Linked DNA regions of Homo sapiens: region 2 is linked to region 1. A link is a loop called in an ENCODE intact Hi-C map of the cell type or tissue named here. Cell type or tissue: OCI-LY7. All regions are shown on one strand. Each heading gives the region's core, and the rest is flanking DNA. Links, peaks and the distances in the headings are about the cores only.

Region 1 (11,220 bases), core at 2,639-10,638:
TGGCATGATGGGCCTTCAGAGACGCAATGAAGGGGCATGGCCTCCCTCTAGCTATGAAGAAAATGATCATTTACCCGGGTACATGACTGATACCCAAGGATAGAATCCTAACATTGCAAAGCTGTAGGACATCCTACAGGCCAAGGTATCCATGTTTCTGAGACCCAGAGAGATAAAGAGATTGCTCAAAGCCACATAGCTCCACATGGCAGAGCCATGAGTCTAAACAGGGAATTCAGGCATGATCCCCTACTCCAGAGCCTGCTTCCCTGAGACTTGCCTATCTAGGGACTCCTTCTGCCTCTAAGAAGGAAAAAGGGAATTCTGGAATTGTTTACCAGACCCAACCCAAAGAGCCATAAGAACAATGAGTTACCCAAGGACCTCACTGGGACAAGTTGGCTGCCCCAAGCCCCAGGTCAAAAACAAAGAGGCCACTGACAAACCAAGAGCCGATGCAGCAAGTGCCGCTGTCACCAGCCACCACTTTTTGAGCTGTTATGAGTGCCAGGCCCTTTACATACAGTTTCTTTGATCCCCACACCAATCTATGAGGCAGCCATGACTTGCCCTATTTTATAAGTGAGGAACCGGGTGCTGGAGGAGAAGTGACTTTCCCCAAATCACACAGCTAATAAGTGCAAGAGCTGATATTTGAACCCAGATCTGTTTGAAGTCCAAGTATTTCCTCCTCCTTCTCCCTTCGTTCCGTGGCCTCTCCAGTGGCCTGACACAAGACTGTGGACTACAGCCCTAAAAGCTATCTTCATAGAAGTAGTCACTGCCTTCCAGAAAGCCTAAAACAGACCTCAAAATTAGGCATACCTGCGTACAAGAAATTCAAATGGAAATACCAAATTGAAAACCTGTAGACAGCAAAGTGATTTTTAGGAAGCCCTGTGCTGTTGTGTTGGCAAGATTAATTTGGCATCAAGCAGATTGTCTGGGATTAGGTAAAGCCTGTCCCTGCTCAGCACCCACATTCTTCCTGCAGGGCCCCAGCCCAGACTGGCATGGCCCCTTCCGAGGGATTCAATAAGAACTGGAGCAGACCTGGGCCCACTGGAACAGGATTTTAGAAAGAGCGCTAGACTGGAGTCAGAAAACCTTGGTTCCAGTTTGGCGCCATTCTATTGGTTGGTGGTAAGACCTTGGCCTGTGAGTTGGCTGTCTGTGAAAATGGGCAAAATTCTTCACTTCCAAGCTTATCTAATAGTGGTAGGGAGCCTGCAAAACAAACATAGCCTGCCTCTCCAGCTTCAGGGAGCTAGCACAGGTAATCACAGCTCATGTGGTGGCCAGCAGGCAAGGCGTCCGTGTCCTGAAGCCCCTCCCAGAGAGCTATTGGGAAAGGCAGTACCAAAGAGGCAGCATGTTCCAGCTGTTGGAACCATCTTGGCTCAGGAGGTCGGCGGGGGAACTGCTTATTCTAGCCTGTGGGCAAATAATAAATAATAATAATAATCATGCTGGCTGGGCACAGTGGCTCACGCCTGTAATTCCAGCACTTTGGGAGGCTGAGGCGGGCAGATGATTTGAGATCAGGAGTTCAAGACCAGCCTGGCCAACATGGCGAAACCCCGTCTCTACTAAAAATACAAAAATTAGCTAGGCATGGTGACACATGCCTGTAATCCCAGCTACTCAGGAGGCTGAGGCAGGAGAATCGCTTGAACCCAGGAGGTGGAGGTTGCAGTGATCTGAGATCGCACCATTGCACTCCAGCCTGGGCAATAAGAGTGAGACTCTGTCTCAAAAAATAATAATAATAAATAATAATAATAATAATGCTACTAGTTCTTGAAGGCCCACTTTGGGAGGCACTTCTTATGCTGTATCTTATTAAATGATCTCAGTCAGGGTGTGGAGTAGCTACTGACAGCACACCCCCAACCCCACCTGCCAGTCCCTCCTTTTAGTAAAGCTTAGCACAATGGAGGGGGCAAGAAGACCAAGATGGAGAAACTGAGTGTGATCCCCCAAACCACATAAGAGATCCATGGCTCACTATGCTGTGCACACACCCAGGAAGGGAATCCTGTTACAGGACGGGGACCAGGCCCTGTTTCCAACAGTGGCACCCCTTCCCTTGGTATCATGGCAGGGCCCTTGCTGCTGAGGACTGATCTTTGCATCCTAGACTTGCTCCCTGGTACAGTTTTACCCAACCCTTGTGCACCAGCACCTCGTGACAGGGTCGTGTCTGCCCATCCACCCTTTTCTGCCCCAGGATGAGACCTGGAAGCCAATCAAGTTTATCTTTCATTCATCCATCCACTTCTTCAATAAACATTGAAGACTTCTTATGTTGCCACTGCCCCCTCCCTAGAGCCCCTTGCCTGCTCAGTGGCACCCACTACCCTCCTTCTCTGCCTTGTGTCAGAATCTGCTCTCAGGAAAGAGGTTGATAAACCCATTTGCACTGATAGCAACTTAATGTGTTCTTTCCCAGGAATATTAACAATTTAACAGGGAACAAAGAGAAGAAGCAGAACGTTGGGATTCCAGCATCGACCAGGGATGTCCCTGAGATCCCACAACATAGACTGCCTGTCAGCCGCCTACTCCCTAGCCAGGCCTCCCCCGCCAAGCTGCTGGCATTGTGTCCTCTTGGCATCCACCTCCATCCGCATGGGCACCCAACCCCCCCGCCCCTGCCAACCAGACAGCAGGCTTACAGCTGGGACCTCCACACCACAGCTCAGTTCCTGGCTTCCTGGGGCCCCCCTGTACCAGCACCAGCCATGCCTGCTTTCCAAGCACTCACCTCACCCTGCCCAGCATCTGGGAGCCAGGCCAAGGGGCTGAGGAGGGAGGCAGAGGAAAGCAGAGGTGAGAGCCCTTCCATTCTCTTTATTCCCCCACTGTCTGGCCTACACCCCCTGCCAGGAGCTGAGATCCAATGGTATATTCAGCCTGCAGCTGCCACTGGTCATGTGAGCCCATTGCTAGGTTACAGGGACCCAAAAATAAATCCTTCCCAACCAGATTAGAAACTGGGGGCCTCGGATGAACCAGGCTCAAAAGAGTGGCAGGAACACCCACAGTGCATGTTTAGGCCAGGCCTGCTATGGACCAGGGCCCTTCCCATGCTGCCCACCTCCTGTCCATCAGCAGGGGCTCAATGCTGGAACCCCACAGAAAAGTCCCAGAGAGCTCCTGGGTCTCCTATTTATTAATAACACAATAAATAGGTCTACAGGTTGAGTGGCCCTTCCTCACTAGCAATCAGGGTAATATCCTCTGCATGTTCTTCCCATCCAACCTTCCCATCATCAGCCTGTCCCTCCACAGGCCCTGCCCTACACCCAGTGCATGGGCAAAGCGAATTAGTCATTTGCCCTGTGGCCTGGGGGCCATCTGCCCTAACAGTCCTTTTCCAGACTCGGGAAGGGAGCTCTGGCAGTAGGCACAGCACTAGGCGTATTCGTGTGAGTAGTCTTACACAATCTTCTCTGTTAGTCTCAATGATTCCATTTACAGATATGGACACTGGGGCTTAGAGAGGTTAAGTGACTTTTGCAGAGCCACACAGTTGAGCAACTGGGGTTCAAACCCCAGATCTATACTATGGGGATGAGGCAAGGAAGAAGACAGGGAAGCACAGTTATGGAAAGGGGAGTTCCCCAAAACCCTTCCCTGGGGCCTGAAAACTTGGCACTTTAATTGCTCTGAATTGGAGGGGAGTTATCTCCCCCTGGAACTTCTTTCACATCCTCCAAGCCAGGACGCAGCTTACCCAGGCCACGTACCTCCTTCCCCATGGCTTTGGGCTCTGTCCCCTTCTCTGGGAAATACTGTCCAGGACCTGGGTGGGGTCATCCCCGGTGCTGAAGCCTGGGGAGGCAGACACAAATCCCCACTGCTCAGCACAACCCTGCTTCAGAAGCTTGACATAGGGCCAGAGTAGCAAAGCTGAAAGGATCACAGGAGGTCAGGTGTCTAACTCCTGATTTTACAGATGAACAGGCCTAGAGTGGAAAGGGAACTTGCCCAGGGCTAGGCTACACAGCTAGAGGGTAAAGGAGGTGCAACCAGAACCCAAGCCTCCGGAGTCCTGCTCCTTTTTTCAGCTTGTCATTAATGGCGCACATTTGGGTTCCTGGGGCCCTTCCTCAACCCACCATATCCCTAGGACCTCCCAGCTGTCTGTTTTCTTCAGCTCCTCCTCCCCAGCAAGGTTCTGAGAAGGCCCAGACACCCCACTTACCTCTGTACTGTCCTTGTCTCCCCATTTTGAGTACATTCCTATGGTCTCCTGAAGCCTGGGAGCACCCTATTCCCACCTCCTTCAGCTCCTAGCAGCCCAAACTGCAGGCTCTATGTCACTCCATTCAAGACATGTTTATTGAGCAACTACTATATGCAAAGCTCTGTATAGGAAGTGAGGAAGAGGGTTACAAAGATTAAACAAATACAGACTTGCCTTCTTGGTGCTTATGTCTAGGATGGGGACAATGCAGGCTGTAAGTGTCAAGGGATGGTGAAATTGCTGGGGAGATTCAAAGGAAAAAGTGAACTTACTTCCTCATGAAATCTAGGAAGACTTCATGAAGGAAGTGGCACGGGTCTTAAAGGAGGAGTAGGATTTTAACTGTGAGTAACTGAAAGAGGCTGAGGACAGTAGTCTAGATGGAAAAAGAAGGCCTACCAAAAATATGGAAATAGCAAGTTTAGGAAATATTAGGGCACTGTGAGTTCTCCAATTTGACTGAAAAATAATCTGGCTGTAGGGAAGAAGTGAGAATAGAAAGGTAGATTTATGGTAGATTTATGGGACTGCGCCCCCTGCAAGCCAGGCTGAGAAGCCAGACTGAGAAGTCAACATAGCAAAATGTCTTGAGCAGGGAAACATAAGGCCACAGATGTGCCCATCTCCTATCTTTTTTTTTTTTTTTTAAGATAGAGTCTCTTTCTGAAACCCAGGCTGGAGTGTGCAGTGGCGCAGACATGGCTCACTGCAGTCTCGACCTCCCAGGCTCAAGTGATCCTCCTGCTTCGGCCTCCCGAGTAGCTGGGACCACAGGTGTGCCACCACACCCAGCTAATTTTTTATTTTTATTTTATTTTATTTTATCTTATTATTTTATTTTTGAGACGGAGTCTCGCTTTATCGCCCAGGCTGGAGTGCACTGGCACGATCTTGGCTCACTGCAAGCCCCACCTCCTGGGTTCACGCCATTCCCCGGCCTCAGCCTCCCGAGTAGCTGGGACTACAGGCGCCCACCACCACACGCGGCTAATTTTTTTTTTTTTTTTTTTTTAGTAGAGACGGGGTTTCGCCATGTTAGCCAGGACAGTCTCAATCTCCTGACCTCATGATCTGCCCGCCTATAGTGATGGGAGTCTCGCCATGTTGCCCAGGCTGGTCTCAAACTCCTGGGCTCAAGCAATCCTCCCACCTTGGCCTCCCAAAATGCTGGGATTCCAGGCCCAGCCTCCTGTCTTTTGGTGGGTCCTTTGATAAGTATTTACTGAACCCACAAGTTCCAGAGCAAGGGGTTGAATCAGAGACGAGGGATTTTCCTTGTCATTCAGGCCCAGAGGGAGAAATAAAAATCCATATAGGTCATCAAGGAGATAGTGCATGTGAATGTGTGACAGAGTGCACTCAGGAGAAAGGGGAGGTCACAGATGAAGTGATACAGCATCAAATGACTCTCATGTTTCTTAGGTGGGGCTCTGAGGATCTTTGGCCCAGGTACTCATGACTGACCATGTCCATTCTTCGGAGAGGAGGGGAAAAGGTGGAGTGGTAATTTGAGTGCCAGGAAATTCTCCCTATAGAGTAATGATATCATAAGAAGCTGTCCAGCCTGTCCTGAGAGGACATGGCATCTGGACTATCGGCTGGTCCTTCCACCCTGGAACGCCCAGTTCAAGGCCTACTTCTTTGGCCCTGGCCTGAAAACAAAAAGAACTGGGCTGGGTTTCCCAACTGAGAGCTCCACAGAGCACTCCCAGCAGTGCCTGGTGTCTGACTCTGGGGGGCACCCCTGCTCTATGTCTCTGGGTCAGTCGCCCCTAACCATCTCATCCTCAGCCAAGCCAACCCCTGCTGAGCCCAAGGGAACCTGACTCTTCCCTGTCCAGGCTGGACACCACTGAGCACAATGATACTGGTCCTGTGACCTCTTTCCCAGACATCTCCTTCCCTCCAAAGTCCTCTCCCTGCGTTCCTGCCCCACCTAAAAATAGCACCCCCCGACTCTTATGCCCATTGGTTGAAGGGAGGGACAGACTTCCAGACCTAGAACTCTGGGGGACTCCTTGGGGATCCAGAGATAGCTTGTGAGTGGCCCCTGGGGTTTCTGGGCGCCCGGGAGGTGGTCAGCCCTCACCCACATGCCTGGGGACCCTACTGCAGAATGGCAAGTGGAAGCTCAGTCTCCTGGATGGCCTCCCCTGGAGGGGTATCCCTGGAGGATGTAAATCAGCATCGCACGAGGCAGGGGTTCCTAGAGGGTGAGGTCCTGGGTGGGAAAGAGGACCCAAGCCTCTCCATTTCCGGCCCCCAGACTGCCTTGACAGCCAGCAACCACAAGGGGGCAGTGTTGGCCACAGAGCTGCAAAGAGTTGACTGCAGTCCCCGGTGACAGGCTTCTCCCCGCCCAACCGCCACCTGCCTTCTCCCTCCTGGAGACCGTGGTCCTATGGTGGTCCTGTGGACTCTGACCTTTTTACACCATCACAGTCGGCTGGGAGGACCAGGCGAGAGGGCCCTGGCTCGTTAAATAAAATCCCTCCTACTCCTAAGAGCTTATGAGGAAGAGATGGGCCGACTGGTGTCCCAGAAGGAGGCCTGAACCGGCGGTCCAGCGTGCATCCACATTTAGTGGGCAGTACGCTTTGGGCTGCTCTCCCAGCTTTTCGGAGCCCCGGCTTTTCGGAGCCCCAGCTTCCAATGAGGGATTGGGCCACGATTTTAGGCATTCTCTAAGGTCCTTTTCCGCCCGAGAATTTGAGCGTCTGAGTCAGCAGCTGCTGTCCTTGAGTGGCTTCTCTCTCCAGGCCCCGGACAGCTTCAGAGGCTCAGTCTGGGTGGGTGGAGGGATACAGGAAACAGCAGTGGGCATTTCTGATCTCTACAAACCAGGCCATTATTCTGGAAACCACAGTCATGAAGAGGTGCAGTCCTAGGACTGGGAAAAGACTGAGAAAGGAATGACCAGGGTCAGCTGGATCTCAGGAAGACCCCTCTCAGGGGCTCCATCTGACTGATTTGTGTGATTGTGTGAATGGCAGGATGGCTGGAAGCTGGCTGAAGAATGCCCTGTCCCAGGCCGTGGAGCTATGTTGAGCTTCCTTGAAGTAGAGGCTGCAGGAAGCCTAGACGTCCCTCCCTTCCGGCCCTCCTTACTCCCAAATCCCCACAACAGTCCCCTTCTCTCCTCCCCGCATTGCTGACACCTGCTTCTAGCTCCCTGCCTGAACCTGAACCTCCACCCACAGAGAGTGGAACCCACAGCCACAGTTCTAGGAGGGGATCCCTGCCTGGCCTTCCTATCCCTAGCCTGTCCTGCCCAGCCCTGTCCCTCCAGACCAGCCTCTGCTCACACCCACATAGCCCTGCTCCTGTGCCTCTGAGGCACTCTCTCCCAACTCCTGTAATTTCACACCAGGCCCCTGGACAGTGTGTGTCCAGCACCTCCGCTTCCCTGATCAGACATCTGATCCAGCACCTGGGGCCTGACCCCCACAAGCACAGGGTGTGTCCTGGTTCTTCTATCTCATCTCCTTTCTTCCTTGATGGCCCCATTTTCTCACTTTTCCTGTCTCCCTTATTTGGTTTCTCTTCTTTGATCTGTCGTCTGCTCTCTGCATCCTGTTCTCAGAACTCTCTGAGTCCTGGAGCCTCTTGGCCGTGGGCCTCTGCTCCTTGACCTCTCTGTTTCTTTGCCTCAGTGTACACCTTTCCCCCTTCGCTTTCCATCTCTCTCTCCATCTTCACTTCCTCCTCTGCAGTGCATACACTGAGTATCGGATCCATCTCTCCCTGGACTGAGGGTATAAATAGCAGAGGGAGGCTGGGCTAGAAGCCAATTGTGCTACCAGCCTCTTCCTTGCAGTCCTGGGCTTAGCATTCAGGACCAGTAGTGGGAAGGGTCCTGGGCAGGGCTTCAGGGGTAGGGAGTTGGAGGGTTGCAGTTGAAGGCCACTGGATGAGTGACAGACCCAGGCAGAGAGAGGGGTGCTACCGCAGCTGGAGGGAGTCCTGAGCTTCACGTGCAGGCCAGGCTCCCCACCTAATGTGCGTATGAAGTCGCTACTTCTGCTGCTGGAAAAGGAGCTCTGGGTCAAATGACCCTCCCAAGGGCCGCTGGAGGGCCCTGTCTGCTCCTCTGGTACGTAGATGCATGGGCCCAGGTGGCTGCCAACAGACAGCAGCTGGGGACTGGAGTAGAAGTGGTGCCCTCAAGAAACAGGCCGCACTCTCGCTGCAGCCAGCTCCCTGGCCTAATTAGAGACCGGAACGGCATTGATCGTCCCTGAGCTCATTATGTCACAGCTGGGGAACAGCTGGCCAGTTTTTTCCAGGCCATTAGCTGCGCCATGAAGTGGAGAGTGTTGGGGAGAGGGGGGTGGCGTGCAAGCAGGATCAATACCCCGTCTGTCTAGGGGAAAGCAGCCTAGTGGCTGCCTTCTCTGGCACTCTGGCTGTGCTTCTCTCCAGCGCTGCTACGCTAGCTGAGCTCCTTGGAGTTCACACACAAAAGCTCTACTCCTTCAATCCTGGAGCCCAGAGAGATGGACTCATGGCTTCTGGGCTGGCCCTGACCTGGCTGGAAGGGACCCTCGGAGCCTTCTCTCAGAGAATTAAGAAGGGCAAGAAAGAGGCTCAAATTACCTAGCTGGTCTCAGAGGGGACCTCAAAAGTGCAGCTCCTCTCCACCCCCATGGCAAGATGACACCTTAAGGCAGCTGTTTCTGTTGGCCCTGGGCCCACCTCTCTGTGCCCCTGGGCTCTGCCGGGTTTGGTTTCCTGTGGGGTGGAGAGATGGCAGGGGATCCTCTGGCCCTTGGGGAGTGTGGGATACTGGAAGGAGGTAGGGAAGAGACAATAGTTCTGTCTTTCTCCCGCTCCCTGTCCCGGGCCTGGGCAAGCAGCAGCTTAGCTGGGCAGCACCTGAGCAGGGGCAAGGCTCTCCACACGGTCTGACCTGCCGTGTGGAGGGAGAAGGAGGACAGCAGAGAAGACTGCTGTCAGAGGGGAGTTCAGTAGTACCTAATGAGCTGGATTCTTACTTACAGGGTTATAAAGTGTGAAGGCTAGAAAAGACCTCCAAAATAGCTCGAGCCTCACTCCTCATTTTACAGAGGGAGAAAGCAAGCTCTAATAAGCCTTAAGCTCTGCTATGCCTGGCTGATTCTGCTATCGAGGGCTTCATTTTAGTTCTCTCTGTGTTTCTCCCATTTATTCCACATTGAGGGTTTTTGGAGGGGGTGGTGGTTGTTTTGTGCGTGTGTGTGTGTGTGTGTGTGTGTGTGTGTGTTTTGTTGTGGTTGTTGTTGTTGTTGTTGTTGTTTTGAGACGGTCTCGTTCTGTTGCCCAGGCTGGAGTGCAGTGGCACAATCATGGCTCACTGCAACCTCCACCTCCCAGATTTAAGCGATTCTCATGCCTCAGCCTCCCAAGTAGCTGGTACCATGCCTGGCTAATTTTTATATTTTTAGTAGAGATAGGGTTTTGCCATGTTGGCCAAGCTGGTCTCGAACTCCTGACCTCAAGGAATCCACCTGCCTTGGCCTCCCCAAGTGCTGGGATTACAGGTGTGAGCCACCACTCCCAGCCCCACATTGAGTTCTAATGTAGCTCCAAGGTGTCCTGGGCACATGTCCTCAGGCCGCTGGTGGAGGCTTCACTCTCCAGGAGAGGTGTGGGGACTGCCGGGCTCCCTTCCATCCTACCTCCACTCTCCAGCCCTGCACCCTCACCCTCCAGCACCACCATGGGAACAGCACCAATCACTGGAAGTCCTATTGGGTCCAGCTAGCTGCTGGGTTCCTGGGCAGTTTCCTACCCACTGGACAGAGGCCAGGCTATGCATAGCACCGGCCGCTCCCCAGACTTCCCACCATGGCCTCCATTCCCAGAATCAGTGGTGAATAGAACACAGAGGTCAGAAGGCCTGAATTCCAGATGTGAGCTCTTTCTAGGCCCAGGCCCAGGTCCAGCCCCTGCCCTGAAGAGCTGGTAGACTCATACATCCAGAGGTGTACAAAGGGCAGAAGGGCCCTTACAGCAGCACAGCGTATTCCTCATGTTACAGATGAGGAAGCTGTGTCCTAGGGAGCAGAAGGATTTGCTCAGGGACATCCAGCTGGTTAGAGGCAGGTTTCAGATGAGGTTTCCCAAATTCCAGATAGTCAGCGTTGGTTCCATTCCACCACAGGGCTTCGGCTCCAAGTTCTGAAAGCCACTGATTAAGGTCTAGTGGATCACCCTTGACTCATTTAACATGCTCAGCAAACCCAACAAACACTCCTCACAAGCCCAGGGTGCACTCTCTTCCTCAGGACTCTTGGAACAGTGAAGACAGCTGGGGCCATCAGAATGCGCATCGGGCACACCACTGCCACCAGAAGTAGGCTCCTCTCGGGTGAGCCTGTCAGTTTAGGAGCAGCTGCTACCCAAAGCATGGAGCAGAGACCCCTGGGCTCTGCTGTGCCTGATGTTGATCCATCTGTCTGTCTGGATCCAAGAGGTGCTTAGAGCAGAAGGAGCCTAATGGTAACTTGGCATTGCTGGAACTTCCTCAGGCCTGATTCACAGGGGTAGAGTGAGTTGGAAGAAACCAAGTACTGCTCTTGCTGCTGGCATTTTGAGGAAAGGGAACGTGTGCCTGGGCTAGAAGATGACATGGCAACCGGACTGGAGATAGAGAGGGCACTCAAGTGAGTTCCCAGGGCCAGCTTTCCGAGGCCATGGGCTGGGTAGCCTCTTCCTTGTTTTCTTCTCTCTTGGCTCCAGAACAGGGGCTAAGATGCCAAACCCCTGTGGCTCCAGCTAGAATGTGGGGGCAGAGGGGAAGGAGTTGTTGGACAGTCTGGAGAGGCAATCCTAGCATAGGGTGCTTCACGGGCCAGAAATCTGGGAGTGGAGATCAGTGTGGCTGACATAGGAGAGGAGAGCCCTGAGGAGCCAAGGACACAGGAAACAGAACCCAGAGGCAGAGGAAAAGGGCCCTGGAAAGGGAGGTGAGGGAGGTGCCGTGACAA
Region 2 (12,798 bases), core at 4,658-12,657, 270 kb after region 1:
ACCCACCTTCAGTAAAAGCCAGCCAACTGCCCTGCTGGGTGGCCAGAGCGTTCTGTCCTCACCATGCTGCTGGTCTTGACCTTCCAGGAACAGGCTGCCTGGATCCCCCAGGCCAGGGGGCCCTTGGCCAGGGTTCAGTGCGGACTCCTCCCTAGGAAGATGAGACCATGCTGGAGGGGTCAGCCTGGCCCCTTGCCCAGGGTCCCAGTCTCTCCTCTCCCCTGGGATCCTGGTTCCTGCTGTGGGTCCCTTACAGCTTCTAATCCAAGCTGGCCCCCACGTCAGCCACAGTGTGTGCTCCTCAACTCCCAACAGCTGGCTGGCCTGGGTCCAGCATGCGTGGGCCCCTCCTCCCCTCCTCCACCCTCCCATCTCCGGGATTCACCTCAGCAAGAAGGGGATGTAGCTGGGCTGACTCTTGCCCGAGCGACTGGTGCTGTGCAGAGAGCCGGCCGAGTCTCCGTAGGGCTGGTACAGCCGCCCATCTGCGTAGGGGCTGGGGCAGTTGTAGGACTAGGCAGGGAACAGAGAGGTCAGTAAGTGGGGAGTGGGATGGCTGGCCCCAGGCTGGGAAGAAGGAGGGTGGAGGGAACTTGCCCTAAGTTCCACCTTCCACATGCTCAGGTCTGAAAGAGAGGGCCCTGCTTCTCCGCTGTCCCCATATTGAGGCCTGGCAGTGGTCACAGCTCTGCCACAGCTGTGCTACCCCTGCATGCCCCCAGGGATCCTGGACTCACTATATAATGGCTCTGTAAAAGATGAGACCAGAAATTGTCTCCTGAGAGCACCTTGGGAGACAGAAAATTTACTAAAATTCATGAGAGATTCTCAGGTGCAAGGCACTTATTACCTGATTATCTGTCTCAGCCCCATCTCCCTCAAGTCAAAATCCTACACACCCTTTCCAACATCTCCTCCCCAGGCCGAACACAGCATTTCACCTCCCCTTCCACCTTCCAGGAAGGGATGGAGAAAAGAGAAAGGGGAGTGGGGCCAAAAGTACAGGCTCACTGGGCCTCCTGCCTCTCCCTCCCTTCACCGCCCTCCTGAGACCCCTGGCTCCCTCACCGAGGTCAGGGTGGACTTGGTGGTCAGAGCAGGGTCAGGGCTGGGCTTGCGGCTGCAGGCAAGCTTGAGTGCTTTCCGGACCTCCTTGCTAAGCACCACATAGGAGAGGAAGATGAAGGGGCCCTGGCAGGCAAGAGGCAGCAACGGTCTGTGCATATTCAGGCATCCACAGCCCAGGTGCCTCCCTTCTCCACAGGCTGGGCCAGGTACCTGGATGCAATTGCAGGTAGCAAAGAGGTAGTGGAAGAGGAGGGTGTCGCTGTTGACAGAGAGCAGTGCCAGCAGCCACGTGGCGCTCAGCAGCAGGAGGACGGCGAAGGAGGGCTGCAGGCCCGAGCTGGGGATAGGGACAGGCCATGAGTCCGGCCATGAGACCTCCCATGCTGGTGCCTGCCCATGGCCCAGGCACCCCAACCCTATACTCACACAGGACCTTTCTTCTCAAAGCCCTGCCGCTGGGCAGCACAGGAGGCCCGGGCCGCCAGGATGTACAGGAAGACACTCATCTAGGCAGGGGCAGAGGGCATGGGGTGCTCAGTGGGGACAAACAGCTTCCACCCAGCCCACAGGGCCCCGTGGCCTCAGCTGTTCCTAAAGGGAGTCCTGAGGACACGCGGCCCCAGCAGCAGGAGGACAGCAAAGGAGGGCCACAGGTGACACCCAACCCACCTGCTAGCACTCACCGAGACGGCAAAGGCCACCGGGCCAGCAAAACTCCAGATGAGCGTGTCATAGATGGAGAGCCAGCAGAAGTCAGGGTTCCCGTAGCCCTCGGGGTCCAGGCCCACGGCTAGCCCTGGAGCATGGAGACAGACGGGAGCAGTGGAGGGGTGATGAGGGGCCTGGGAAGTAGGGCTGCGGGCAGGTGGGCTCACAGGGCCAGGCATGAAGCATGGAAAAGGGTTCTGCCCACCATCGGCCCCTACCGATCTCCCCAGGATAAGGGAGTGACGCCTGGGTGGCGGCTGCAGAGTCTGGGTTAAACCAGAGGGACACCTGTGAATAAGGCGGCCTGGGGCATGGGGATGTGGGGCCTCAGGGCCTGTATGTGGGTGGAGAGAACATGGCACAAAGGTGGACCCAGGGATGTGGGACCCCAAGACTGGGAATGGGTGGGAGTACCTGTGATGAAGGCAGGCACGCCCCAGCCCAGCATGTAGTAGAAGCGCATGGGGCCGGTGTTGACATCGCGCACCTCAGTGAGTGCCCGGTACAGGTGCAAGGCCTCCAGCAGAGCCCAGGAAAAGGTGCAGAGGTACAGGAAGTGCAGCAGGATGGCAATGACTGTGCAGGCAAACTGAGGGCCCAGGCCAGGGCAGGTCAGCGACCGGGGCCCGCCCAGAGCACAGGCTCTGCTTCGGGTCAGGCATGGAGGAGGGCCTGGGTGTTGGGAACTGCTTCCAGGGAAGCCTGGGCCAGAGGCAGGTGCTGGGGGATCCCGGGGGAGCCACAGAAGAGGAAACCCTGGGCCAGGTGCTGCACTAGGCACCTTATTAGAGTTCATGGTGCAGGAGCAGGGGTTGCCAGTGGGGGCTGGGGAGGCGGCCTGAGAAGGTGGGGACAGTTTCTGGGCAGTAGGAGCATCTTACAGGGAGGTCAGCCTGGTTGATTCCCAGGAGGAAGACCAGCTGAGCCAGGCCCAGGGCAGCTGTCAGGTTACGTCGGATGCCGTGTTGGTTGGAGCGCAGGATACGCAAGAGAGTGAGGAAGAAGAAGGTGAGCAGAAGGGCAGCCAAGGTGACACCTAGAGCCACGTATGTCAGTGTCTTCAGTGGCAGGATCTCCCCATTCTGCAGAGTAGGTGGCAGGGGGCCAGGGAATTAGGAAGGGCAGGACCTGAGCACCCAGCCCCGTGCCCTGGGTGCCCACCCACGGCTCTGCAGCTGCCCCTGTGGGCCCGACCTCCCGCCGAGAAACGTCCATGAGCACAGCGAAGCTCGTCATGTGGTTGCACTGGCAGCTGACGTGGCTCTCATTGCGGAAGACGACTTCACAGCCTCTGGCCGACCAGCCACCTGTGCCACTGACCCTGTGTGAGGAAGGCAGGGTCAGGGAGACAAGGAGGGTGAGGCATGCAGGGGCCTGGACTTTCAGCCCGAAGCCTGAGGGGGCGAGGGCAGTGCAGGCTCACAGGATTGAATGGTTCCAGAAGACACAGATGGGCTTGGTCCGCTCCTCTGTCTCCAGCAGGCGGAACTGCACCGTGACGGGTTTGTCCAGGGCCCGGGGCAGAAGCTCCTCATCATCATGGACGCTGATGCTCACCACGGGTGTGTTGATGATCGGGCGTTTGGGGACTCTGATGTGGGGCAGTCAGGTGCACAGTCACCACGGCAGTCACATGACTGGGGAGACGCCCCCGACCCCCTCCATGCCTCAGCACTCACCGCCCGACCCATACCCCTACCCACACCTGTCCCCTAGCTGCTGACCTCAAGCTGCGCTTGTCAGGGTCATAGTTATGAGGCAGTAGCCCGGCCAGGGTGCGGTAGATGATGACGCTGGCCACAGCCTCACCCTGGCTCAGCTCCGGGTGCCGTCGCTGTCGCCGTGCCAGCTCCTCTGGCTCCTGGGCCTCTCCGGGGCCTGCGGGCCTGACCACGGGGGGCGTCTCTGGGAGGGGACACTGTCACACTTAGCTGGGCCCTGCTCTCTGTGGAGTCTGCACAGACACTGGGGTCCAGCTCCCAACTCAATCCATGGCCACCACTGACCTCTGAAGACAGACTCAGGCAGAATGACTGTTGTCTCAAGGTCCGGGGGCTGCTCCCCACGCAGGGCCTCGTAGCGGGGCAGCTTGGCCCCAGCAAAGTTCCCTTTGTCCAAGCGCACTACGGAGATGACTAAGGAAGGGGATGGTCACAGATCGGACCTGTGAGGCAGGCAGGACCCCAGCACAGCCGCTCTTGTCGGGGACTCCCTCCACAAACCCCTCCCCAACCCAGGCACCAGCCTTACCAATGTTGGGCGTGACGATGGTGAAGGGGCTTAGGTAGGTGTGCCGCATGTTCTGGGCCAGGGCACTGGCGTAGGCCTCATAGTGCTGGAGCAGCCAGGCGGTGCCACCCTCTGTCTGCTGGATCAGCTCCCAGTGCCGCTTGTTGGCTGTGTCCAGGAGGGCGCTGCCCACCCGCAGCAGATTCTGGGGTGGGCAAGGTCACGGTGGGTGTGCTCACAACCCACACCTGACATCCCCACCATGGAGCCCCGGCCTGTGCCCGGGCCAGTCCCTGCTCCCCACCAGGCCCCTCCCTCTGTGCTCACTGTTGCCTCCCCTGAAATGCTCCTGGACCGCACTGCCCACTCAGGTCACTGGATGCTCTGCCCCTAAGCCCTCCTCCTCATTCTCTACATAAGAGCTTCCCAGCCCTGTGCCTGGACCCACACACATGTCCTGAGATACTGCTTCCTCCCAGCCCATGGTACCACAGGCAGGCCTCTGCTCTGGGTCAGACCATGCCCCAACACACATATGTTACTATGAGAAGGGTTGGGAAGAGGGCTGGGCCAGGGGTCACAGGGTTTCATGGAGGCCTCCTGCCAGCAGGGAGCTCCTTGTAGGTGGGATGGGAGGGCCCCCTCTGCCCCCCAGGTTGCCATGAGCAGGCTCACTCACCATGACCCCTATCTAACCAGCCAGCCCTGCATCCTCCAAGCCCCACCTCAGTGAAGTGCACGTCCTGTGTGGCAGACAGCCCAAAGCCCCGCTGGGTGCTCTCGTGGGCCAGCAGCCGCGTGGCCAGCTGGTAGGCCACCTTGACGTCGCTGCCGAAGTAGCCAGCTGTGTGCTGCGTGGCGTTGCGCAGGAGCAGGGCTAGCTGCTGGGAGCGCCCTGAGTCTAGGCCTGACTCATTCCGCTGTAGCCGCTCAGCCTAGACAGGACGGAGCGGAGGAGCAGGAGTGAGGGCAGGAACTCTGGAGCAAAAGGACCTCAGGAGGTGAGAGACGGCCTCTCCAGCTGGGAGCCCAGGAACACACAGGCTGGAATTCCAGAAGCCCCGTTCTCAAAGATGGGAGTGGGGGCAAGTGAGACTCAGGACGAAGGACAGGGAAAAGATGGAGATGAGGGGGTTCACTTACGAAGCCCTTCAGTTCTGAGAAGGTGATGGACGTGCAGTTGAAGAGGTTTGGGGGGAGCCACCCCCTGTGCTCATCACAGTGGCGCACAGCAGTCCCTGGGGGAAGGAAGCCAAAAGGGCCGGCCTCAGGGAGACACACAGGAAGCCCCTGAGACTGGCTGAGAGGTTCTGCTGGAGGCCAGCACCTCATGGGCCGGGGACAGTAACTAGCAAACAAGGGCCCTGGTGAAACAGGAAGACAGGTATGTAGAACACCAGGGCCAAAAATCTCCGCAAGATCAGTCCACACATGGGCTCTAGGGGAACAGGGCATACGACCTCCTTGAGCCCCCATCCTGCCTGTCTCCAGCCACCACTTTGTGCTCTCCGCCACTTCCTGCCTATGAACCTGCTCATTGCCAGTCCAGGACCAGCGCCAGCCCCCATCCTGGGCTGGGTGTCCTGGGTCAGCAGCCAACACCCCCTACTCCCCAGACTGTCTGCCTTTGTGGTGGCGTAACTCCAGGACTCGGTGGTGAGCTGACGATTGGAACCCTGCATGATTCATCTTTGAATCTCTAGCACAGCCCTATGCCAAGCACAGTGCAGGTTTTTCAGCATTTTTGTTAAGAGTCCAAGATGTGGGCTGGGCACGGTGGCTCACGCCTGTAATCTCGGCACTTTGGGAGGCCGAGGCGGGCTGATCACAAGGTCAAGAGATCGAGACCATCCTGGCCAACATGGTGAAACCCTGTCTCTACTAAAAAAATATAAAAAATTAGCTGGGCATGGTAGCACACGCCTGTAGTACCAGCTACTCGGAAGGCTGAGGTAGGAGAATCGCTTGAACCTGTGAGGTGGAGGTTGCAGAGAGCCGAGATCATGCCACTGCATTGTAGCCTGATGACAGAGCGAGACTCCGTCTCAAAAAAAAAAAAAAAAAGTCCAAAATGTGGTGGGGTGCAGTGGCTCACGCCTGTAATCCCAGCACTTTGGGAGGCCGAGGCAGGCGGATCATGAGGTCAGGAGTTCGAGACCAGACTGGCCAACATGGTGAAACCCTGTCTCTACTAAAAATACAAAAAAAAAAAAAAAAAAAAAAAAATTAGCCAGGTGTGGTGGCGGCCAGAGGCTTAGGCAGGAAAATTGCTTGAACCTGGGAGGCAGAGGTTGCAGCGAGCGGAGATCACGCCACTGCACACCAGCCTGGGTGACAGTGACAGACTCTGTCCCAGAAAAAAAACCAAACCAAAACAAAACAAAACAGTCCAAGATGTAGGCACACCTGGGCAACATGGGGAAGGGGGAATGTGAACCAAGGAAGATGGGAAATGAAATCCCAGGACCTGGAGGCCAGAAAGTGGGGTCCCCGGATCTTCAGCCAGGAGCTTCCTGCCCTCATCCCACTAACAGCAGAGGCCATGTCCTCGACATCACATCGGGGCCTCCAACACCTACCAAAGGAGCCTTTGGGACAGGGAGCAGCAGCAGGCAGCCCGAAGCGGGTACGGGGCCACCAGATCCCAGCCTCAATCGCTCGTGGGCAGCTGTCATAATTCACTGCGGGGAAGAGCACATGGTCACCCAGGAGCAGCTCTCCCTCTGCTGTCCTGCCCAGGCTCCCCAGCCCTCCCTAGGCCTCCCCAGGCCTCCCCAGGCCTGCAACCAGCCCCTTCCTGGCTTTCCTGGGGTGCAGGTGCCTAGCACACTGTAAGGAGGGCTGCCCACCCATCCCAGGAGCCCCACCTTCACAGCCATTGGTGGTGACCTCAGCAAAAGGGTTGTCACAGCGGTCACACTGACGCCCGATGACACCTGGCTTGCATGGACACTGGCCATCCTCAGGGTCACAGACTCTGGACAAGGAGCCTGTGGGGTAGCAGTCACACAAGAGGCAGGTGGGGCTGCCTGGGGGCCGGTAGTGGTTCTCCTGAGAAAGGAGGGAAGAACGGTGTCACTGGCCAGGCTCTCTTCCCAGGATGCTCATGGGTCCTTCTCAGCTGTGGCCCCTGTGGAGAGGGTCCCGACCTCAGGTCCCCTCAGGAGCAGTATTCAAAATAATTAACACTAGCAATGCTTTGGAGTTGAGCCCATCAGCGAGATGTCACAGAATCAGAACAGGCTGCAAACCACCACCACACCAGGCCAGAGCTCATGGGTTACACATTGGCCCAGGGTCCCCCTGCGCCTCAGACACACGAAGGTAAGCAGCCAACTGCCCTGCCTGTGAGAGCAAAGGCACAAGGCCCTCAGCTCTACAGGAAGACCCATCCCTACAGCCTGCCCTCTAGGGCCCAGGAGATGTGGACAGAGGCCCAAGTGGCCACAGTGGAGGCTTGCTTGGGGCTGTCACCTTGCAGTGGCACTCGCCGCTTGTCTTGTTGCAGTCTGGGTCAAAGCCTTTGCTGACATCACAGTTGCATGGGCCACATGTGGGATGTCCCCACCAGCCACGGGGACAAGGCTGGTCAATCCTGCAGAGAGGGACCCAGGTAGGCATGAGCTCCCCCTGCCACTCCCACCTAACCTAGGTGAGCCCTATGTGGCCCTTCTGACCCTGGCTGTGGATCAGCCAGGCTTTCGGGGCTCTGAGGGACACACCAGAGAGAAGCAGCAGCCACTGGGACCTGCTGCCACATGCCCTGGTCTGCTTACCTGGTCTCACAGTATGGCCCAAGGTAATTTGGGGGACACTCGCAGGTATAGCCATGGGGGGCACTGGGCTTGCGGGTACACACAGACTGGTGCTCACACGGGTTCAGGTCACACACATTAGTACAGTTGTCACCATAGTAACCTGGGACCAGAAGGACCAGAGAGGCTCATTCCCCCACCCTCCCCTGGCACCATCTTCCATCAAACCCTTCATCTGTTTCTTTCCACATAGCATCCTATCAGCTGGCTATGGCTTTGTTGTGTAGGCAACTAAGACTCAGAGAGGTGGTGTGATGCCCCATGCCCCAGGTCACACAGCAGAGCCAGCATGTGGCCCCAGGCACCTGATAACCTGCCCGTTGCCCTGGATCCTTAGCATACCTGGATCACAGCTGCAGGAATAGCTGTCCCAGTCGTTGCTGCAATAGCTGTTAGCAGGACACGGGTTTGAGTCACAAGGGTCAGGCAGGCTACAGCCTTGCTCCACGTTGATGCTCTCCCCATGGCTGGGATCCAGGCTGTTAACCCCCTCCGGCGTATCGCTCACCCGCACACCCTGGGAGGGACAGGAGCAGTGTTGCCCTCAGTGGAGCGGGGCTGCAGGTGGTGGGGGAGGGGATGGGAGGGCAGGGCAGGACACTCACCTGCAAACAGCCCCGAAAGCCACGGGCCACACCGCCGGCTGGCCCAGGTATTCCGCCCACTGTTATGTTGCTCAGGTGCAGACCATGCAGCCGGGGGCCCAGGTTGCCCTCTGCTCTCTGCTGCCCATAATCGAAGGACAGAATGGCATGGCCGGGCCCCCCGCTGGCTCCCAGTGCCAGCTGTGCATGGTGCCAGTCACCGTCATTGGCCCGGCCTGGCTCCAGACGGAGAGAGGAGGCCTGAAGCCCTGTGCCCTCCACGCTCAGCATCACGTGGCCCTCTCGTAGCTGACACCAGGAGGAAAGAAAACAGGGTCAGCAGACGGCCTTAATCACTGTTCTCCAGCTCACAGTTCCCCTTTCTGGACCATCAAACCCATCCCGCTGCCCAGCTGAGGCCATAGAGAGGAAAGCGTATTTATTTCCCTCAGGCCCAACAGGTGGCAGCATTGACCTTCCCAACGGATCCAGCGGCCTCTATATGTCCCCACCCCTGCCCAGGACCTGCCCAGCCACTTCTGTCCAGCCGCCTAGAGGCTACCAGGGCCCTATGGCCAGGCCAGGGCCAGCCGCCCTTCCATGCATCACCTGTAGGGTGATGGTGCTGCGCCCCCTGGTGATGGCCTGCAGCAGGACACCGTCGGCCTGGCGCGTGCGGAACATGAGGCTGAGGTACCAGGGTTGGGAGATGGGCAGCGAGAGGCCATGCCAGGCCACCAGGCTGCTGCCCAGGAAGTGCTGTGGATTGGCCATTTCTGGGGAGGCAGGAAAAGGCAGACTGTGACGGGTGGAGCCTCAGAGGGCCCTGGGGCTGTGATGCTCAGCGGTGGCGGCTGCACGGGAGGCAGAGCCCACTCCCCTCATCAGCCCCGCCCTCCAAAGTGCGTACCTGCCCTGGGACCGCCCCACGCTGTGCCCAGGCCTGCCTCTGACTGGCCCCTTTGTCTCCTGTGTTGCCCTTTCAGGGCTCTGCCCAGACACGCTTTTCCACCCACAGCCCCGCTCAGCAGAGCCCTGCCCAGTGCCTGCCCCAACCCTGCCAGTTCCCAGACTGTTGATGGCACCCAGGCTGTGGCCTCTAACAGCCGCCCCTCCTACCCTGGGCGCAGCTCTTGCCCCCAAAGCCCAGGGGGCACTCGCAGCTGAACGCGTCCCACTGGTTCACGCAAGTGCCCCCATTGTGGCAAGTGTTGCTGTCACACACGTTCTTCTTGGCAGGGCAGCCTGGAATGGAGAGAAGGCAGCTCAGTGGACCTGAGCTGGGGCTCTAAAGAGAAAGCCTGTGGCAGCAGTTAGAGAGGCCTCTGAGACCCTCCATTCTGGCATCCTCACACCAGGCACAGCCCCTCCTCTCAGCACTGGGATCCCAGCCTGGCTCCACCCCGGGCCCCCATACCAGGCACGGTGCCATTGTTGGCAATGAAGTCAGCCATGTCTATGTGCCGGCTGTCCACCTGCAGGTTCCGCATGCAGCCCACGAACTGCCGCATTCGGACTGGGAAGCTCTCGGGCAGGTCAGGCACCCCGCCTAGTAGCAGGGGCCCCGTCAGATCCAGAGACCTGGGGGAGCAAAGATGGTGGCGGCACAAGGGAGGGCTGGGAGCTTCTGGTCCTCCGCTCGCTCTGCCGCCAGGCCAGAGACACGAACGGCGTAGGCAGGTGTCCAAGAGGCCCTGCAGAGCAGTGCTCAGGAAGGGCGTCACCCCTACCTGGAACTGTTCTTGTCGAACACTCAGCCCCCTCCCCAGACTGCCCCACAGGGCCTTGCTCTGATTCCCCAGTCTTGACCCCATCCCCAGGGCTGAGCAGGGGCTAAGAGAGGCAAAGGGAGAGAGACCCCAAAAGCCCACCCTCTCCACCTTCCCTCCCTGCCTGGCCCTGCCCTCACTTCACCCCATCCCTGGCCCTTTCCCCTGCTCACTTCTTGCTGCCACCCTGGGTGCCCTGGGCAGCACAGGAGTAGTTGCCCAGGACAGATCCGAAGCGCAAGGCCACTCCTGTGTCACAGCCATCCACGGTCACCACAGCCACCTTCTGCTCTGATGGGCCCTGTGGGAGCCCTGTCTGACCCAACAGTGGCTGTGGACAGGAAAGAGCAGAGAAGGGGGACACTGAGTACAGAGCCCACTAGGTTCATGGCCAGCACACACTGGGTGCCTCTGTGTGCACCCACATGCCCAGACACACGTACACACATGCATATACACACACGTGTGCTCACGTGGTTTATGCATGTAACTACCTTCCTCAGTGTCCAAGTTTGCGGCTGCCTAGTGGAACAGAGAGCATCGAGCAGTGCCCAGTGGGGTGGGAATGCCCAGCAAGGTGGCACCTTCCCAGCCGCTCCCTTCCTCTCAGCCAGAAATGCCCTGACCAGCCCACCCAAGCCTGGAGGCAATGCCACTCAGGGCTGGGTAAGCACCTGAGGCAAGAACAGAACCCCCAACCCTCTGTGCCCTCCACACCCACCTTATTGTAGTATTTCAGCTGCACCGTATGCCACTGGCCATCACTGACTCCTCCGGGCACGAATGGGGACACCGTGGTGGTTGACTCCCCTGGGGAAAGGACCAGGTGAGCTGGAATGCCTGACGAGGGCTAGGAATGGCAGGGTTTGGGGTGCCAGTGGCTGGGGCTGGGCCCAGATTTGGCTGATAGAGTATGTGGCTTGGGGTCAGGGGCTGGAAGACTTGGGGCCTTTGGAAGATGGGCAAGGATGGGGGGCAACTGTGATCACCTGCAGAGAAGGTGAGCTGGACCTGCTCCTGGATCACCTCGAGGGCCACAAAGTCATGCTTCTCATTGAAACGCCCATTGTACAACAGCAACCCGTCGCGCTCCTTTGTGGCAAACCTGAACAGGAGTTGGGGATGGGGGCAGGGAATGGGGTACCCACCTGGATGCCAGCACCCCCGCCACCTAACCAGCGCAGGGGAGGGAGATCTGCTGGCAGAACCACAGGCAACTCCAAGAGCAGACCTGGCTCTGCCGGCAGCCTGCTCCACGCTTTCACTGCCTGACCTCTTACTTCAACCACAGAACAGGAGGCACCTCAGATGCCCACCAGGCCCACTCCCCACCCCCAGTGCCCAGCCACTCACGAGAGGGCCAGGGTGAAGTGGAAACGCTGGCGCAGGCCGCGAAAGGTGATGAAGGAGTGGGCGGGGAAGCTGCGCGTGGTCACCTGGCAGTAGGGCTTCTCGAAGTCTCCAGATGGGCAATCGCACTTGAAACCGCCCACCAGCAGGTTGACACAGGTGCCCCCATTCTTGCAGACACCCGGGGTGCAACGGCCTGAGCGAGCACTCACCTCACAGTGCTCACCTGGACAAGAGGAAAGGCAGGTGAGTACCAAGTACCTGAGGACAGGAGGGGAACTGAGACCCCCCACAACCCAGTGATAGCTCCCATGGCCTCCCGTGACCCTCGTAATACTCCCCAAACCTCCCAGGCATCCCCACTTCCTCTCGTGTGCCATCTTCTCTGAGACCTATGGTCCCCAGCCCTTCATGGGCACCCTGTTTGGCTCACTGAGCCGCTCTCGCCACAGCTCCACGCACTGCTCCCCTGCAAGTTCCTCGGAGTCCCCAGCACCTTCCCTACCCCATTTGGGTTTCATAAGCACAGGCCTGCTGGGACACTTGGTTGTAAGGCCCGGATCCCGGGAGCCTTCGATGTCACACTACCAAGCACACCTGGGGGTGTCCTGGCCCCCAAGAGGGTAAATGTGCACAAGCAGATGGGCCTGCAGGACAGCGGGAGGGCTGGGAGCCTCCCTCCTCCCTCCTTCCCACTGGTGCTTTTGTCCCTCTCAGGCACTGAGATCAGTTTCCCTCCCTGGGGATGGGACCAGGCTTCCACTTAGATTTGTCTGGGTTATGGAAGAGTATGAGAGAGAAGCTGGGGAGCCCCCAGGAATGGGGCAGAGGACTCCCACCTTGAGCCCTGCGGTCCAGACTAAGGACCTCTGTGCACCTGGGACATGCTGAGAGTGGGAAACTGAGCCCTGAGAGCAGACAAGAATTCAACAGAGGAGCTGAAAACTCCAACATCAGATGGGAAAATCCACCCTTCTCTCCCTCCCCATTCCCAGATTCTAGAGATAGGTTCTCAGCTCCTGTGCCTAGTGACTGGCTCTTGTTTCCATGGAAACTGTTGTTCGCCTGCTCTAACCCCCCCCCTCCCAACCCCCCCCACCATCCTCCTGGACAAAGACTTCTCTCCCCTCCCCCAAGCCCGTCCCTCCCCTTCCCCCCACCCCTAGCAGCAGCAGAGAGAAGTCAAGTCTGGCAAGTTCTGGGCAGGAAGATGCAGCGGGGAAGGAGTGGGGCCTGCCTATGGCTGCTGGCAGAGCCAGTGGGCATGGCCCTGGA

The links. Peaks named below come from ENCODE experiments on the same cell type or tissue, not always from the same donor. Only the 100,000 strongest peaks of a DNase experiment are listed, where the experiment ranks them.
Region 2: it touches region 1 in a loop (6-fold over the local background); 65 of 110 quality-filtered maps call a loop at or near these places.

What each region holds. Positions count from the first base shown.
Region 1 is chr1:109,527,796-109,539,015 of GRCh38, reverse strand. No RefSeq gene overlaps it. Among named protein-coding and RNA genes, the nearest start is that of GPR61, 6.5 kb to the left of the region's middle. RefSeq lists a silencer at 8,181-8,349. In OCI-LY7, for the core only: CTCF peaks have their summits at 4,688, 5,971 (motif pointing right) and 6,395; DNase peaks (open chromatin) are centred at 5,995 and 6,545; H3K4me3 peaks cover 538 bases; H3K27ac peaks cover 467 bases.
Region 2 is chr1:109,259,993-109,272,790 of GRCh38, reverse strand. It overlaps CELSR2 (cadherin EGF LAG seven-pass G-type receptor 2), which reads right to left. Exons shown (of 34, transcript NM_001408.3): 3 at 11,527-11,749; 4 at 11,163-11,278; 5 at 10,895-10,983; 6 at 10,347-10,504; 7 at 9,822-9,985; 8 at 9,524-9,649; 9 at 9,014-9,180; 10 at 8,426-8,713; 11 at 8,163-8,337; 12 at 7,782-7,923; 13 at 7,480-7,600; 14 at 6,873-7,056; 15 at 6,585-6,686; 16 at 5,149-5,243; 14 more. Among named protein-coding and RNA genes, the nearest start is that of PSRC1, 17 kb to the left of the region's middle. RefSeq lists silencers at 7,461-7,647, 9,026-9,075 and enhancers at 8,066-9,048, 11,485-11,984, 12,498-12,798. In OCI-LY7, for the core only: CTCF peaks have their summits at 8,805 and 9,019 (motif pointing left); a DNase peak (open chromatin) is centred at 9,010.